2 separate regions of the Homo sapiens genome follow, and region 2 is linked to region 1. The links are chromatin loops, found by intact Hi-C in ENCODE. Cell type or tissue: psoas muscle. All regions are shown on one strand. Each heading gives the region's core, and the rest is flanking DNA. Links, peaks and the distances in the headings are about the cores only. Region 1 overlaps AKAP6 (A-kinase anchoring protein 6). Region 2 overlaps AKAP6 (A-kinase anchoring protein 6).

The links. Hi-C counts contacts between places; a loop is a spot of excess contacts. Peaks named below come from ENCODE experiments on the same cell type or tissue, not always from the same donor. Only the 100,000 strongest peaks of a DNase experiment are listed, where the experiment ranks them.
Region 2: it touches region 1 in a loop (1.8-fold over the local background); 3 of 110 quality-filtered maps call a loop at or near these places.

The regions. Positions count from the first base shown.
Region 1 is chr14:32,586,961-32,595,307 of GRCh38, reverse strand. The region is part of intron 5 of AKAP6 (A-kinase anchoring protein 6); the gene reads right to left. Among named protein-coding and RNA genes, the nearest start is that of AKAP6, 260 kb to the right of the region's middle. In psoas muscle, for the core only: a CTCF peak has its summit at 6,681 (motif pointing left); a DNase peak (open chromatin) is centred at 4,917; H3K27ac peaks cover 1,049 bases.
Region 2 is chr14:32,641,564-32,649,910 of GRCh38, reverse strand. The region is part of intron 7 of AKAP6 (A-kinase anchoring protein 6); the gene reads right to left. Among named protein-coding and RNA genes, the nearest start is that of NPAS3, 290 kb to the left of the region's middle. In psoas muscle, for the core only: no CTCF peak of the experiment used is centred there; no DNase peak of the experiment used is centred there.

The DNA.
Region 1 (8,347 bases), core at 32-8,031:
GGAGAGACAGCAGCTATGGCTACACAGGACTTGACCCCAAGAACCATGAAAGAGTCATGGAAGAATATGCCAGTGACATGGGAGAGTGGCTGGTGCAAATCTGTGATCTAGAAATCTTTCTAGCTGTTGCATATAGTGTTGATTTTTAAAGGGCAGACTGGAGACAAGGAAGCCATTTAGGAAGCTGCTGTGGTAATACAGGCCAGATGTTTCTGCGTGCTCATATTTTTTTTAATTAAAAAAGGTATGCTTTTCCTTCTAAGTGAATAGAAGAAAAAATGGAGAAAATCTTCTGTCTTTTTAAGTTTTTCTCAGTGCGTGAGAGAAGCATGTGCCAGAATTTAGTTCTTTGGCTGTTCTGATGATAAATACCAGAGGTTATTAGTCAGGAGTCTCCAAATGTGAAAGACATATTGAACTGATGAACTTTTACTCCCACTGTCATTTTAAAGAGATGGTATATATGCTGATGAATAAGACACTTGACGACACTTTTTCTTCACACAAAAGATTTTTACTACCCTAAGAAAATGAAAACTTGCCTTTTTACAAGGGCAGGAGGAAGAATGTGTGTTCAGTCAGAAAAGCCAAGCCTTGAAAAGTCACCTGCTATCTGCCTCAGGCCATCTCTGCCCAGGCTCCACTCTGAGCTGTGCCCAGAACCACTCTCCATTCTCAGAGGGGCTCCTGGGGGAGAAGAAAGCCATGATCCTCTGTGTAGTTTCTCTTCTCCTCTCCACAATGCCATCCAAAGAGGATGGGCAGAGGTACCAGTCCTCAAAATATATCTTTAAAATGCCATATATACCAAGAATCGGAAGATTTCTATGAGTAAGCATTTAAGAACCTCCTGAAAACTTGATCAGACATTAGATAGCCATCAAAATGAAGACTAAACAATCATATGGAAAATACATAGAACATGCCACAAAAAATGAAGATTCCAAATTGTATCTATGATAAAATTACATATATGTAAGTAAATAGTCTTAGTACTTAGAAAAAGACTGCAAAAAATACAACAAAATGTTAATATAATTTGTACAGGGTTGAACTTGGAGTTACCATGGTCTGATCTTATGGAACAAGTTCTGGGTGCTTTAGTTTTCTGAAATATAAAATGGAAATCATACTATCTAACTTGCAGGCAGCTGTAAGAATTAGAGATAATGAATGTAAAGCATTAAAACACGGAGAATTGGAGATAATAAATATAAAGCGTTAAAGCAGTGCCAGGCAATGAGTGAGGCTAAAAAAATCATTACGAATTTTAAAATTCATTTTCTCTATTTTCCAAATAGTCTACGTAATAGATGGTACTTTGTGACATTTTCAGGTGATAAGGGTTCTTTATTGTTGAGGTTCTCTGAATTCCTCAAGGGCAGATACCAGGTTTCCTTTGCTGTGTGCTTCTACCCAGCACAGGCCTTCCCACAGAGGACCCCCCAAAACATAAATGCTGCTGTATGAGACATGGGGAAGAGCAAGCCCAGACTGATAATCCAATGATTGGGTATTCCTTTTGCCTCAAGTGTGTGCCCTGGGATGAGTCATTTAACCCACCGTGGCTTCTATTTCCTTATTTATCATCCAGGCATTTGGACTCAATATTTTCCAGCCCTTGAACACTTTGGTTTTATCTTCTCTAAGCCAGGCAGTTAAGCATAGGCAGCTTGGGAGAATTTTGATTTATTTTAAATCAGAGCATTTTCAAAAGGGGAAGAATCCCAAAGGCTATCTAACCACTCATCTACCCAAGGGCAGCTCTGTCTCTCAACCATCCCAGGCAGATGTGTCCCTTCTATTTTTAACCACCTCAAGGGAAGTCTCTTCTAATGTCTCATCCTGAGTCTGCAACATTTCTTGTAAGGAATTTAAGAGCTCTGTGAAGAGCAGTGTAAGCTTCCCACTGCTTCACATTCTTTTGCCAAGTCATCCCTCCAGTGCATGGGTTGGAAATCAGAAGCACTGTGAGAATATTCCAACAAGACCCACACATCCAATCAATCAACAAACCCTGACCATTTATTTCCCCTTCTTCATCTCTCCTTATTGACTGACACTGCCTTAGATTCAGGCTTTCATCATCATCCCTTGCCAGGTCAACTCGAATCACAACCCTCCTCAAAACTAGACTTATTTCTTATTTGTTGCATGTCTATGAAGGTGCAGGTAGTGTCTTAAGCTTGAAGGATATGGCTATAAACAAGATAGACATGGTCCCTGCCCTCACAGAGCTCACAGCTGTGTGTGTGTGTGTGTGTGTGTGTGTGTGTGTGTGTGTGTGTGTGTGTGTTGGGGTGGGGGTAGGGGACACTGTGTAAACAAGGAATTGCAGTCAGCTGTGTCAAGAGAGTTATGACATGCTGTAGAATGGGGCTGTTGACAAGCAAGGGCTCTGGAGCAGGACAGCCTGTGTTCAAATCCTGGCTCCTCCATCACTCACTGTGTAGCTTTGGCCAACCTCTGTGTACTCAGTTTCTTCATCTATAGATGACGGGAAATGTTAATACCTACTTCATGGGGTTTATTGTGAGGATGAAATGCCTTGATACATGCAGAATGGAGCCTGGCATACTGCAATAATGCAAGTGGCTTTATTATACAAAATGACCTTCCTACAAAACAGCTCTGACATTAAGACTCTCCAATGGCTTGCCAGGGTAGAGAATAAGACCCAGGCCCTGAGCATGACCTACAGGGCCCTCTGAGATGCCAGCTAATGCAACTTCACAGGCTACATATCTGCCTTGAAATGTACCTGGATTGCTTAAAGTTTCCAGCTCACACCAGCTGTCTTGCTCCGATTCTACTCTGGCTGGCACTTCTGCCTGGCAAGCTCTTCCCCTTGAAAAGCCCTGGGCATCCTTTAAGATTAATCTCAGGTGTGACCTTCTCTAGCAAGCTCTCCCTAACCATCTTCCACCTAACTGGTTTCCCCACCCTTGGCACCCATAGTACTTGTACAGAGCTCAAACCTTCACATACTACGTTGTGTTAAAATTATTGATGTGTCTGCTTCGCATAGATGAGTTCCTTGAGAGTAGAACTCTTTATTTTACTCATTTTTGTATCCTCAGTGTCTAGGACAGTGCCTGGCACACAGCACATAACTAGCAAATGTTCAGGGAAATGAATGCATGGAGATTTGTACAAAAAACCTCCCATGTAACTTTTAAACAGCTTGTGGCATTTTGGGAGACACTGATACAATCACTCTTCACTTGGAAGTAGTTGATAAATGTCCCCAAATTTTACTCAGTGAACACCATGTAAATGAGCTGTCATGTTCCTTCACTTACAAAATTACTTGCCAATTACAGTTAGATGATCCCAGCGTAATTGCCATGTAAACTGTACCCTGGCTGAGATAGCCCAAATCATCAATTAACTTTGCCCTCTCATCATGTGGTACTTACCACATAATTAAATAAATGGTCAGCCGCTACCACAATTGTCTATTTCCCCAACAAAATGAAGTGGCTACATTTGTCATTGATTTATCAGTTATGACAATCTGTAACACACCTCTAGGTATAAAAGCAGAAGCTTTAAAAAATAAAAGAACTCTGTACTCTTGAGAAAGATGTTCCAAGTTTTTGATCAAAAAGATAAGCATTATAAAACCTTTGTTTTCCTTTTGAAAAAAAAAAAAAAAAGAGAAGACACTGAGATATGAAGACAAAAAAATCCTCCTTCTTCCTGAGGAGACTTTCTTCCTGAAACCTCAGACAATAAAAACATTTCCAAGAATTTGAAAGTGAATTTAGCTCTTCAAACAAGTTACACAAGTTACAATTTATTTCAAACAAACAGTTGCTTTTTTTTTTTTTTTTGGTGCAAAGTAGATGCATCTTACTGAAGCTGACATTCTTTTCTGATAGACTGGCTAATATGTTATGCAAGAATTAGATAGAAGGGAGAGATCCTGAATGTTGACGGTGGCTCCAAGTGACAGAATTTTCATTTGCTTCTCTGGATGCCATCTCCACACCTGACACAGGTAATCACATTCACTTCCCAGCATGGCCACATTAGGCCAAATGGATTCCCAAACAGAGGTTCTGTCTAAAGGGACCATTTGACTTCCAGAGGCCCTGATTGAAAAGGAGGTCAGTGCTGGCCCAAATATTTCTCTACCCCCTGAGGTGGAATAATTGATGTGCAGCAGCCCCTACAGATGTGGATTCACAAGAGTGATAGATTGATATAAGTATATTATTCACACGTACAGCTGCTAATATACAGGTCCCAGTGCAAACACCAGGACTTAAGAATATTATGTGGATTTAGGACAATCCCTGAAGGACTCCAGTTCCATTAAAAATTTGTTTGGCAGCCTGGGGCAGATCTATTCCAACTCCCACATGTTTCATGCATTTGAGAGGGGGAACCAAACCACTTTAAAAATAAATTTAATAAATTTTGTAATGTCAAGTTATTAACATCCTGTCTAGTCATACCGTCTTCATATTTTAAAACAGTAACATTTACCTCTGAAATTAAAAAACATTCAAATATCGGAGTTAACATTTTATCTGAGAAGACATTCCTGGTGTTTTTTGTCAAAGGCGATAAATTGCATCCTGAAAACAGAAGAAAATATTCCTATTTTTCCCTCTAGAGATGTTTTTCTTGTCACAGATATACCAAACAATACCTAGAAAGCCCTGTGACAAGTCCATTTTGATTTGTAAATGGTAGAGGAAATAACTTGTAGACATGCTCAGTTATCGTTTGATGATTTATAACATTTGTTAGAATCTGTTGCCCACAGTGATTCTAACACTGCTTTTATAAATGTTCATTCATTCATTTAGCAGATTTTGTTTGTTTGTTTAGTTTTGTTTTGTTTTGTTTTGTTTCTGAGACAGAGTCTTGCCCAGCCACTCAGGCTGGTGTGCAGTTGTGCAATCTTGGCTCACTGCAACCACTGTGAGCCACTGTGCCCGGCCTTAGCAGATATTTTTAATACCTATCATGCATGTGCAAGGCTAGGAGTTGGGGGAGACACCAAAGAGACAAAAGCCATCCCTCAAGTAGGTGACAGCATCAAGAGAACAGCTGAGGGGAGGGTGGGCAGGGAGAATCTCAACTTGTCTAAGAACACCCAAGCTTCTCACACCAAATGTTCTTGGGTCTCTAAGGAAGATTCCCCCAAATGATAAAAGCATGCTCATCCTCACATAAAACATGTTTATTTCACCTTCACAACAACCCTATAGATATAGAATAGGCATTTTTCTGGCTAATGTAAAGATCTAGAATTTTAACTTAATATTATTTATATCAGGTGAATTATTTCAAGATTCCAAAATTCCACATAATGCAATAGAGAAGTAGGGTAAGCTCATGAATCTACACATGGAGAGAGATTGTAGGTGACCACACCCCAGCTCATGTGAGTCTCTCATCCATGCACAGTGTCCTTCAGCCTGTGCATGGAGCCTCATAGTGTGAGGCTTGTCTGTAAACTTTTTCTTCAATGCTTTGTATAATACTGCCCTAAATAGGAAGTGCTTAATAAATGCAGTGTTTCCCCGGCATTCTAATTAAAAACAATCATTATTTCCTAAAGAGAAAAATAAAGTAATAAATTAGTAAAATATCTGGGCACTAACAATTTTCAAAACAATAACTACTGGGTATTATGGCCCAAGAGTCCTTAAACTGAGACAGGCAAAAAGTACATTCCCAGGTGCTTTAAACAGTGCAGGAATCCTATTTAACTGAAAAGGGAAGCTAACACTATTTGTCTTCTAGATGCACAAAATTAGAGTTACATGAGTAAAGGAATGTAGTCCAAGACTTTCATATGTCCAAACTGAGCCTCCTACGCTACCATTCCCACATACCAACCTCAAAATGCCTGTATGCTATAAATTTCTGAAAGACCCTTCCATCCCTGTGCCACCAAAGGAAGAAACTCAAGGCCAGGATTTGAGTGGTATTCCAAGTCCACCAAAGAGAAGTAATGTTGCCACTTCCCACTAAACTCTCTGCGACTACCCTTAAACTGGTGGGAATCAAGGGGGACAAGCAAATGGGACTTCAAAGCCCGTGTAAGGCCACCAGCCTGCTCATCAAGGCTGAGGGAGGTGGGGGCAGTCCAGTGAAACTCTCATAGCTCATGCTTTTGAAGTTTGATCCACTGCTCCCATTAGCTGAGCAGCACAGCCAAATGACAGCTGCTGGTCTTGTGAAGCTTAACTTGCTGGGGCCTTGGCTGCCTATGGAGATGCTGGGAGAGATGGGCACCAGGAAGTGGGAAAAAGAAAACCCTGTCATCTCTTAACTTCAAGCAATGAAAAACGGAGCAGAGGTAGAGACAGGAAGGCAAGCAAGAGAAAAACAGCTGAAAGTATTTGGGGAAATTTTCCTGTATGGCTAAAAACTCTGTAAGAAGTATATTGGTTTTTCTTATGAGACAAACGAAAGCTGTTTAATCAGAAATATGATATAACATGAAGATCTAAAGAAATACAGATGATAAATGCATGCATATATCTTTGAGAATTTTTTTAGACACTTCATAATTAAATTGAATCTGTTTTTATAAGTATTTAGTATAATGACACAATAAGGAAACATTTTCAAACCCTTCACGGATACCAAGACTGTAAGCACTGTCTGTAGGAATTTGGTGCTTCTGTGCCACCATGTGGCAGTCACCTAAAATTGCAGGCATCAATCTTAAAAGGAACAACAAAGTTCAGGAAGGTGTGTTTTAAAAGTCTACTACTATAAACATGGCCTCAAAACTCATACACACACAAACGCCACTCATTTTTCAGGACTTAGAGAAAAAGCTGTCCCTGAAGTGGACAGATTGATTACAGAGAGTCTCTGAATTGCTGCTCTAGGCAGACACAAATGGGACAAGGAGGAAACTCTCAATTGGTGTTACAATAAAGTTCATTGAGTATTATTTGCAAAAGCATAAATAAGAAGGCAGTTTGAATGCCCATCATCATGGAAATGATTAAATAAACTGTGGCATATCCACACAATAAAATATTAAGGAGCTGCTAAAATGTGCAATAGATCTTCATATACTGATAGAAGAATATCTGTGACATATTTAGATAGAAAAAGCCAGTTGTTGAACAGCATGTATAATATGAACTAAATAATCCTTAAAGTGTATGCATTTTTCCATAAAAAGGTTCAAAAATGTATAGAACTATTTACATTGGTTACCCAAGGGAGGGTAAGACTTTTTACTTTTAATTTTATGCTGTTTAACACAATTTGATTTTTTTCCAGTAAGTATAATTTAATGTTTTTCTTTAAGCAAAGTTCCATAATTATAGAAGTTGTATAAAAGACAGCTTGCTCCACCTTTACCATGTACCCCTGATACTCACTGTACTTGTACGACATTTGCCCCTTCTTTTCCATGTAAATACTACTTATAATATCACGTTACCTGGTTTCACACACCCCTGGAATGGTCCTAGGGTCTTGGTCCTGCTCCATATACAGATAGAGAAGCTCTCAGCAATTTCTGCATCCTTTACTACACTCAAATCTTGCCCAGCTGTAGAGCAGTGGGCTGTCCTGTGCTATAGCCTTAGGGGAAACTAGGACAGACAAAACATGTTGGTCATGAGATTTCTGACTAGAAAAGAGTGAGCCTCAAAAAGAGAACGGCTGGCATGTCTCTCTAATCTGTTCCTCTTTCTTGAATCTATTCCCTCTTCTCTATTCTTAACTACCCCCACCTAGCCCTGATTCACCATTTCTCTCATTACTCCAACATTCTTTAACCCACTCATTTGATTATAACTACCCTGATCTTAAGCTTGTTCCTTCCTAGTCTAAGTAAGCAAACTCCCTAGAACACACTGGTCTTTCCAGAACTGGAATCCAAACGTGCTTTTGCCCCCTAGTAGAAACCCGTTACATGCTTATTAGCCTGGCCCTCCATGTCTGCCTAACCTTTGATTCCTCAAACTGTTGAGATATCCGTATGCTTTTAGAACAGAACCCCAGAATACTTTTTAAAAATTTCCTATTCACAGAGAAGAGACTAATTTCCTTAATATATAGAAAGCCCCTATAAATCCTGAAGCAAAAAAAACAATGACCAACAGAAAAACAGGCTAAGAATTTTAAAAATAGTTCTCAAAAAGGAAATACAGATGACTCTAAAAACATGGAGAGATATTCAATGCCACTTAGAAGACAAGAAATACAAACTAAACTACAGTAAGATGCCATCTGTAACTATCAGAGGGACAAAGTTCAACAAATGTAATAACATACTCTGATAGCAAGAATATGCAGAAATAGGCACTCTCATGCATTGTTGAGTATAAACTGGTAAAATCTCTATCAAGGACAG
Region 2 (8,347 bases), core at 290-8,289, 54 kb before region 1:
AAAAGGAACTTTCCTCTACAACACAATCTTGTGCCTTCTCGTCATTTGTTAAACTGACTTAAAACCATTTACCAAACCAATTGCAAATCTAGCTTAGTGATCAACCAGCTCTTACTTTTTTATATTATTCTGATGAAATGGAGGTTACTTCAAAAAAGGGGCTATATATAAAATTAACCATAAATTATGTAAAGTGATTTATTATTGCACATTTGTTCCATGTTTGCATCCTAAATTTACAGACTAAAACTTATATTTTATTAATTCATATTTACAAAAAAAGAAACAATTCATAAGATTTGCAGTAAGGAAAAAGATGTCAGTTTAACTTTATAAATAATAAACACAAAATAACAACAAAATTACATTGGAGTTTATTGTAACTTTTCACTTTATGCCTTAGAAATATAAAGAAATTTCTAGAAATTTAATGAAAACTTTGTAGCATAATTAAATGTAAAATAAGTTTTAACATGCATTTCTCCTGCCAATCGGCATACATAATAGGAAAATGGTAGAGAATAGGTTAAACAGTCTAAAAGGATTTTAACCTTAAATTTGACAGAAGTTAAATGGCTGTGACATTGGGTTCTTCTGCTTTATTCCAGCTAGTAATCCACCCTCAAAGTTCCTGTCAGGTAAATGACCTTGTATTTCATTAACTGATAATTAAATGGATTTATTCCACTAACGGTTTTAATTAAAATGCTAGAAATATTGATTACCCCTCTCATCCTTATTCCCCCAGATGAAAAAAAGGTTTTAGGAATGTTTATTTAGAGAAGACAGAGAATTAAATTAGATTGAATCTCTATGAGACCCGAAGACTGGTTCTTTCATTTCTGCTGCTCAAGCAGAAAAAGGTTTCAATTTTTTGATGTTTGATTAATTATTTTGAAATCCATTTATGCTTACCTTGGTGTTTAATTAAAAATGTCATTTTTAGCATAATTAAATTGGCTATCTGTGGAAGACTAACTTCAAACTTATATTTTAAAAATGCAATGTCTTTTTTTTGGTAAAAGAAACTTTTTAGTTATTTGCTTTTTCAGTAGAGGTACCGCCTCATGAATGAAAAACTAAGGAGAGCTAGAGCTTAATTGGATTTCCTACATTTGAATATTAGGCCACATATGCTTATGACTAGTCTAAGTTTATTTGGCTGTGCTCTTTAATCTATTAGTGATTCATTCATCCTAACAAACACAGAGTATGCTTTTCCAAATGTGTTGGATTTCATAATGTTTACACTGACAAAATGTACCTCATAAAAGCTGTCTTCAGCATGCCTGGGTGCTTTTCTACAGCACTGATTCAAGTAAGCTAAGATACAGTTTCTACTGTCAGTTCTGTCAAAGCACATCTAGGCAATTGGAAACCATTTTCACTAAACATCAGAGCTGATAATGACAGAGTGAGAAGTGTAATAAACAAGAAAGGAAGACCCAATCCTTCTTGCTTAAGGTGCTTACCAAGAGGAATACCCTCCTATGTGCTCACCAAAAAGGCAATTCTGAAAATGATCACCGCTATTATTAACAACATAGTGCTAAAATACTAATTTCTATATAGGCAAATCATAATTCACAAGAAAGCCACAACCTGAGAGACAACCAATAGAAACAGAATATTACTCAAGAATGAGATATTTTTATTGTAATTTTTAAGCAAATCCAGCTCAAATAAACATTTTTCTAAAACGTCTGTTTTTGAAACAATTCCTTCTAAATTCTCCTCCAGCTAAGTGTGGGACTTAATGCATAGCTGGAAATTGCTGAAGTCACAGAAATGGGAACACATACAATTCTCATGCTTATGATACTGAGGCGAACTAACAGCCTCCTTTTGCATTACTTTAAATGAAAAGACAATTAAGGGAATTATACTGATCTAAAGACTCTTGATAAAGCCCTATTTTGGTACACTTCCTTTTGCACAATTTGCATTTTTTATATTGCTTAATGGTATACCTTTTTAGGGAATACTCTTGTGATGGAGAAAAGCCCGTACAGTCATGCTGATCATATGATACTTTGAATTGTTTGATTAACTTCAGGAGGGCTACTGATTATGTTTGTGCTCTGAATAACAAGGCATATTTCATAGAGTTGGGCAGACTAGAATTATGTTGGCCTAATGTCCCACAGGCATGAAGTCCTGTGTTTCAATTGCTCCAAAGAATAGTAACTTAGCACTCATGTGGTGCCAATATCTGTTGCCTAGATTTTAGCAGTCTGATTTCAACATTGTGGATTTTTTTTAAAGACTTAGAAATCATTGATGCCCCTTTATCCTGTCTTATTCATTATCAGAAGAAAACTTTGGCCAAAGCTTTTGCTAGACAGCTGCACTTAAAAGCTGAAGATGCCACTTAAATTCCGCTCAGTCTTCCTATTAGAAGATAAGGGAAAAGGGTAGGATGTATCCATTGGCAAAAAGAAGACTGCAAAAAGTGAAAGTGAGAGGGATTCTCAGCTCTTATTTTTCTTACCAGTTAAAGGAAACAGAAATGGTCATGTACCTCAGTTTTCTCATCTACCAAATGGAAACAATGCCTAAGGAGAACAATCTTCCAGCTCTGAAAGCACTGGCATCTGCAGATCTGAAGACCAATGAATACCATTTCTGAAATTACAATTGCATCAGAGGTTCAAATTTGCACAGAAGAACAAAGACTCAGAGATAAGGGATGTTGGCCTGAGCTAATATATACTTGGAAATTGTCACATTTCATTTTTATAATAATATATGAAGCACGGTTTTTCATAATACCTACTATTCCTGGTATTTAAACAGCATGCACTTGTCAAGATTACTAATGGTTCTACCATAAATTTACTTTCTTGACTATTGTTTTGGGATACAGTGACATGGTATGCCCTCAAATGCATATGGAAATACTTTCAAGATATCAAAATAGTTGTAGTGCCTTTCCTATGAACTTTAAGAAACTAGCAAGATTAGTAACTTTATTTTTACCAGTGATATATGACATATTTTAACTTGTCTATATACAAAAGTAGAGCTGTTAACAATTGCAACTTTCCTCAAGTATGCCATGAATCACTGTACTCCTTTTCCCTTTTTTCATGCACCATTGCCACTACCTTACCTTCAGCAGTTTTGCTAGATTTCAATGAAGATGGAACTAGAGGGCACACATTAGAATTTTATATCAGTTCAAGAAGGGGAGAAAAGAAAGACATATGAAGCCCGAATGACATTCATTGAAGGTTCCCTAGGGAAGATAACACATGTTTTTGTCTCTCACCTGCTAGGCATGCTAAATCAGTGCAATGATAAGCTAATTTATGAAATATATTTCATTGAAATCTGGACATCTTTACTGTTGCTAGTTCAGCCATTAGAATTTCAGGAATAATGGCAGCCTAATTTTTAAAACATAAAAGATTTGAATTTTCTGATATAACGCTTATGGTAGATCTTGCGTGCAGCTTCAGATTTCTAACGAAAATAATTGTTACTACACAGTTGCTTAGCCTAAACTCAGAATCTCTATTTATGTCTCTCTGAAACTTGTCATATTAGTGTTGAATACCATTATTTTTTTCATCACAGTGTCAAAATGATTGGGTTTGTGAGAATCTATATATCTGTTATGTACTATTATAGATCTATTATATCTTATTATGTATTATATATTATTATAGGTGTTCTCAGATACACAACTGACCTTTAGTTTTTTAAATGGTCCTTTATAATGTCTTATAGCTCCAATGTCCAAACTTAGCTTTTTACCCACTTTTTCAATACTCAATATTGACTCACTTTTCTTCAAAACTATGACTTTAACAAATCTATCAAGCAATCACAACCAGAAGAGTTGGCCTGCAGATGATAAGATGATTCCAGTGGTGCATGCTTCCATGTTTCCAGGTGGGCACCATTAAAATATAATGCCATCATGGTAGCCCTTGAAACCAATCTTGTTTCATTAGCAATAGAGCAGATAGTTTTTCATATAATCAATGCTTTCTCCGAGGAATGGCAAATTAAATGTGGATCAAATTAAAAGCATCTAAGCATAAAATTAGAGTCAAAACAAGAATTTTCCATTAAAAAGTGCTATTCAGCCTTGTGTGATATTTTTCTCAAAGACTCCTTTTCCCTGCCAGGCTCTGATCCTCCTGCCAGGTTCCCAAGAATTGTGTATAAACAGTGTCTGCCTCCTTTATCACCCACCTGCTCCTCTTGCCAGACTTACTTGAATTCAACACAGCCCTGGTTTGAGGCATGTGAGCTCATCAATACAGGAGTAAGTTCCCCTGTCACTCATTCTAGGCAGTGCCATCAAGAAATATACAATGTAGGTGGGTGTGGTGGCACAAGCCTGTAGTCCCAGCTACTCAGCAGGCTGAGGAAGGAGGATCACGTGAGCCCAGGAGTTCAAGTCCAGCTAGGGCAACAAGTGAGACTCCGTCTGTAAAAAATTAATAAATAAATTTAAAAAATAGAAACATAAATGACAAGAGGAGCCCAGTTATGAAATAGATTGTCTGTTTACCCACAAATATATTGACAATCAGCAATGATGGGAAAATAAATGCAACAAACATTACTGATAGCTTAATGGGATTCACATAAAATATTCGAGGTTGAAAATGTCCTCGGTGCTACGTTGCTCTTTTAAGTGTATTCCTTCTAGGACGAAATAGCTTTGCCTAATACTATATATACAAAAAATTATTGGGTTTTTATTTAATAACCTAATTTTCCTATATACAGAGTCAAAATTTAAATAGAATCTAACCTTTTAAGATCAGGTCCCTATAAAAAATAAACATTCTTTTTCTTTAGTTAGATAATAGCACCACCTTTAGCTGTGTACTAATGCATGTTTTATAGCAAAGATGATAGAAGATTTAGGCTGGTCACAGAAATAAATCCATAAATGAGAGAGGACTGGCTTGTAACTTCAGTGTTTGAATGATCCATTGATTATGGTATATATACCCGTTAGTCTGTCAAAGACCAGAAATATCATGCTGGCTTTTTAGAAAAGCAGAGGTCTATCCTGACAAAGACTGAAGGGAATTTTATTGGGTAATCATATGGAGAACTATTGAGCTCTTTGTGAATGCAATCAGGGACATTAATTGAGAAGGACAAAAATAAATTATATATTTAGAGAAATGCAGACATTTCAGTTTGTGATGGTTGGTGAGGAGAGAGAATAGAGAAAAGGAAACAGAGGCAGAGAGAAACAGAGGCTAAGGGATTAAAAAAAATGTTGGTCCCCAAAATGCAATAGAGAAATAAAGCCATCCACGGCCTTGTTATACAGACTTTGTGCAACTTTATAGCAAACTAGGAAAAAAGATTTTGAGTACTTAAAACCTTTTTTACTTCCTAGGTCAGCAGAACTCTCAGGAACATCCTAGAAACAAACTCCCCTGGGCACTATTTACAGAGATCAAATGGATGTCTCAAGAAACCAGCACCATGTTAATTCTTTGCTCCAGCATTGCCAGATACAACCTAGCTAGGTTAGAAATTACTGACAGCTTTCCTCTCTGATGCTAGCCTAGATACACTTGGTAGAGAGAGAGAGCAATGACCTTCACAGAAAATGTCACTTCTCTGGATATTATCTGACAGCATTTGGAGTAGCAATTTCTTATTCCTAACACCCCTTCAAATTCCTGAAGAATAACTCCAACTCCATTTGGACTAAGCTCTGTGTGGACATTGCACTTACAGTGCCTTTGTATCATTCTGTGGCAAATAGTAGATCACCAAACAAAATCAGACCATTTAACATCAAATGATCTGTTAGAAATGGTCTACTCCAGCAAACGTCTCATCCTCAAGGGTCTGCAACTGAGTAACTTTCATAAGTCAAAATTATGTGCTCTCTAAATGTACACACATGAGCATCACAAGACTCATTAATATTTCAGTGTGTCAGGTGAATATATCTACAAGAAATAGGGGGAAAAGGCAAATAACTGCAGTCAGCATTATGAGTTTATTTAAGCCTACAGATTGAATCCTAACAGAAGATGAAGAACTATGCATTTTTAATTTCTATCTCAGATGGCTTAGTCTGAGCAGAGAATCAAGACTAAGTATCAAGGTCAGTACAGTTCACATGTCCATTTTCATAAAGGACACGTCTCTGTCTTTATGTCTTCCTGATGACATACAGTTGGCATAAGGAAAACCTGTAACTCTTGTTAAATAGCTCAAATATTTAAAAACAACAACAAAGAAAACATGCTCATAAATCAGGAGGGAGAAAAGGAAAAGGGAAAAGGAGAAAAGCAGGTGATAAAGAATGTATGGGCCAGGTGTGGTGGCTCATGCCTGTAATCCCAACACTTTGGGAGGCCGAGGCGGGCAGATCACAAGGTCAGGAGTTCAAGACCAGCCTGACCAACATGGTGAAACCCCGTCTCTACTAAAGATACAAAAATTAGCTGGGCATGGTGGTGGGTGCCTATAATCCCAGCTACTCAGGAGGCTGAGGCGGGAGAATTACTTGAACCCGGGAGGCAGAGGTTGCAGTGAGCCGAGATCATGCCACTGCACTCCAGCCTGGGTGACAGAGTGAGACTCCGTCTAAAAAAAAAAAGAAAAGAAAAGAATGTATGAAGAAAATGAAGAAGGAGAGGCAAAACAAAAAGAAGAGAAGGTGGCAAACAGAATACCTTTCTCAAGATAATATCCATCCTGGTAGATGGGTTTTACCATTGATTCCTGCTTTCTACTTTCAGGGCTAGAAGATTTCAGTCATCCATTAGGACAACACAATGATTAATAGAGTCCCTTTTAAGAGATTCAGAGCATTAATCTTACTTATTACATTTGTTTCATAAGAGTTATATTGAAATGTACAGATTTGCTCTAGTTGTCCTAGTAAGTCTCGATTTATTCTTTTATGCTGTCATGAAAACTTTTTTTATTGTAATGAAAACATTCTAATACTATGTGAAACTCTAATTGTATTGCCAATTTCCTTGTCATATGGTATTCCCATGGTACAGTATTAATACTGATATACTTTAACTGTGCTTCATGTATAAATTTATACACACAAAGGCATATCCATTTTTTAATGGGATTTACCTGAGTAATGTTAATAGGGAATCACACATGTAAATCCTTGTGCATCGAAATGAAAATATATCTCTACATATTCTCAAATAAGGTTTCTTGAGGGATCATTTAATGTTTATGGGGAATTCATTTATATTTGTAACCAATTCTAATCACCTGAAGGTCACAGCATGTGGAGTATTTTTTAAATGCTCCTTTCTGCGGTGAATGAACGAAACAGACTATGCTCAAATTTGTTGCTCTCCTCTGAGCCCATTTAAAAATGAGATGCCTAATTTTAAGGACATTTTCCCTCTATGTAAAAAATAAATCAACTTAGTGAAAGAAAAAACTATACAGCTGCCAAGTATATGTAAGTTCAAAAGTTTTTATATTGCCTGAAATAGAGACGCATGAAATTACATTAAAGTTTTAAACAGAAACAGAAGTTTTCAGCCAACGTAGATCAAAATCTATTAGCGATAAAATTGTTTTGACAAAAACTGTGTAAATACAATGCCACTGGCTGCAAGCCTATTATTGAATGCAAGTGGAAAATAGGAAGAGCACTCCTGAAGGGGCATTGCTAAAGTGACACAAAATAAACACAACCATTTTGGTATAATTTTTCACATTAATTATGTTCTCTTATCATAGATGTATAACTAGCCAAGTATAACAACAATAACAAGATAGCACTGAAGTTATTTTGCAAACAGGAAAAAGCAAATAAAATAATACTGATATGCTAGTTATTAGATTACTAGCCTTTTATCTTGTGGAATAGCTTCCCTGAACAAGAAGACTATATTAATCATTTCTATTCCTCCAAGTAAATGATGTTATACTTTTGGAAAAATAATGTTAACAGTCTTTTTCCTTTAAGATATCTTCATGTATTTGCCGAGTTGCCATTTCCAAATCTCTAGTCACTGAGAACATTTTCAAAAACAACTTCTAGCATAAGAATATTCATTTTTTTCTCTTTCCACATTAAAATGCAATCCCCTAAAAACGTGTTCCCCTCCCCCATTTTCCTTAGATGGAATTTTTGTACCCATTCTTCACAATTTTATCAAGGAAATACCTAAAAATTACACCATTTTTAGTTTCCTCAAATAAACTGGCCTTTCCTTAAGTTCCAATTGTAGCTCTTGTTATTTCTCTCAGGGTAAAATTTAGGGACCACATGAAATTCAACCAGTCTCCATCACCAGTCTTCAAGGATTGTCCTCTGGAAGCCATTGTTTCTGTTCATTGCTCTTAGAAACAAGCCCAAATCTTAAGT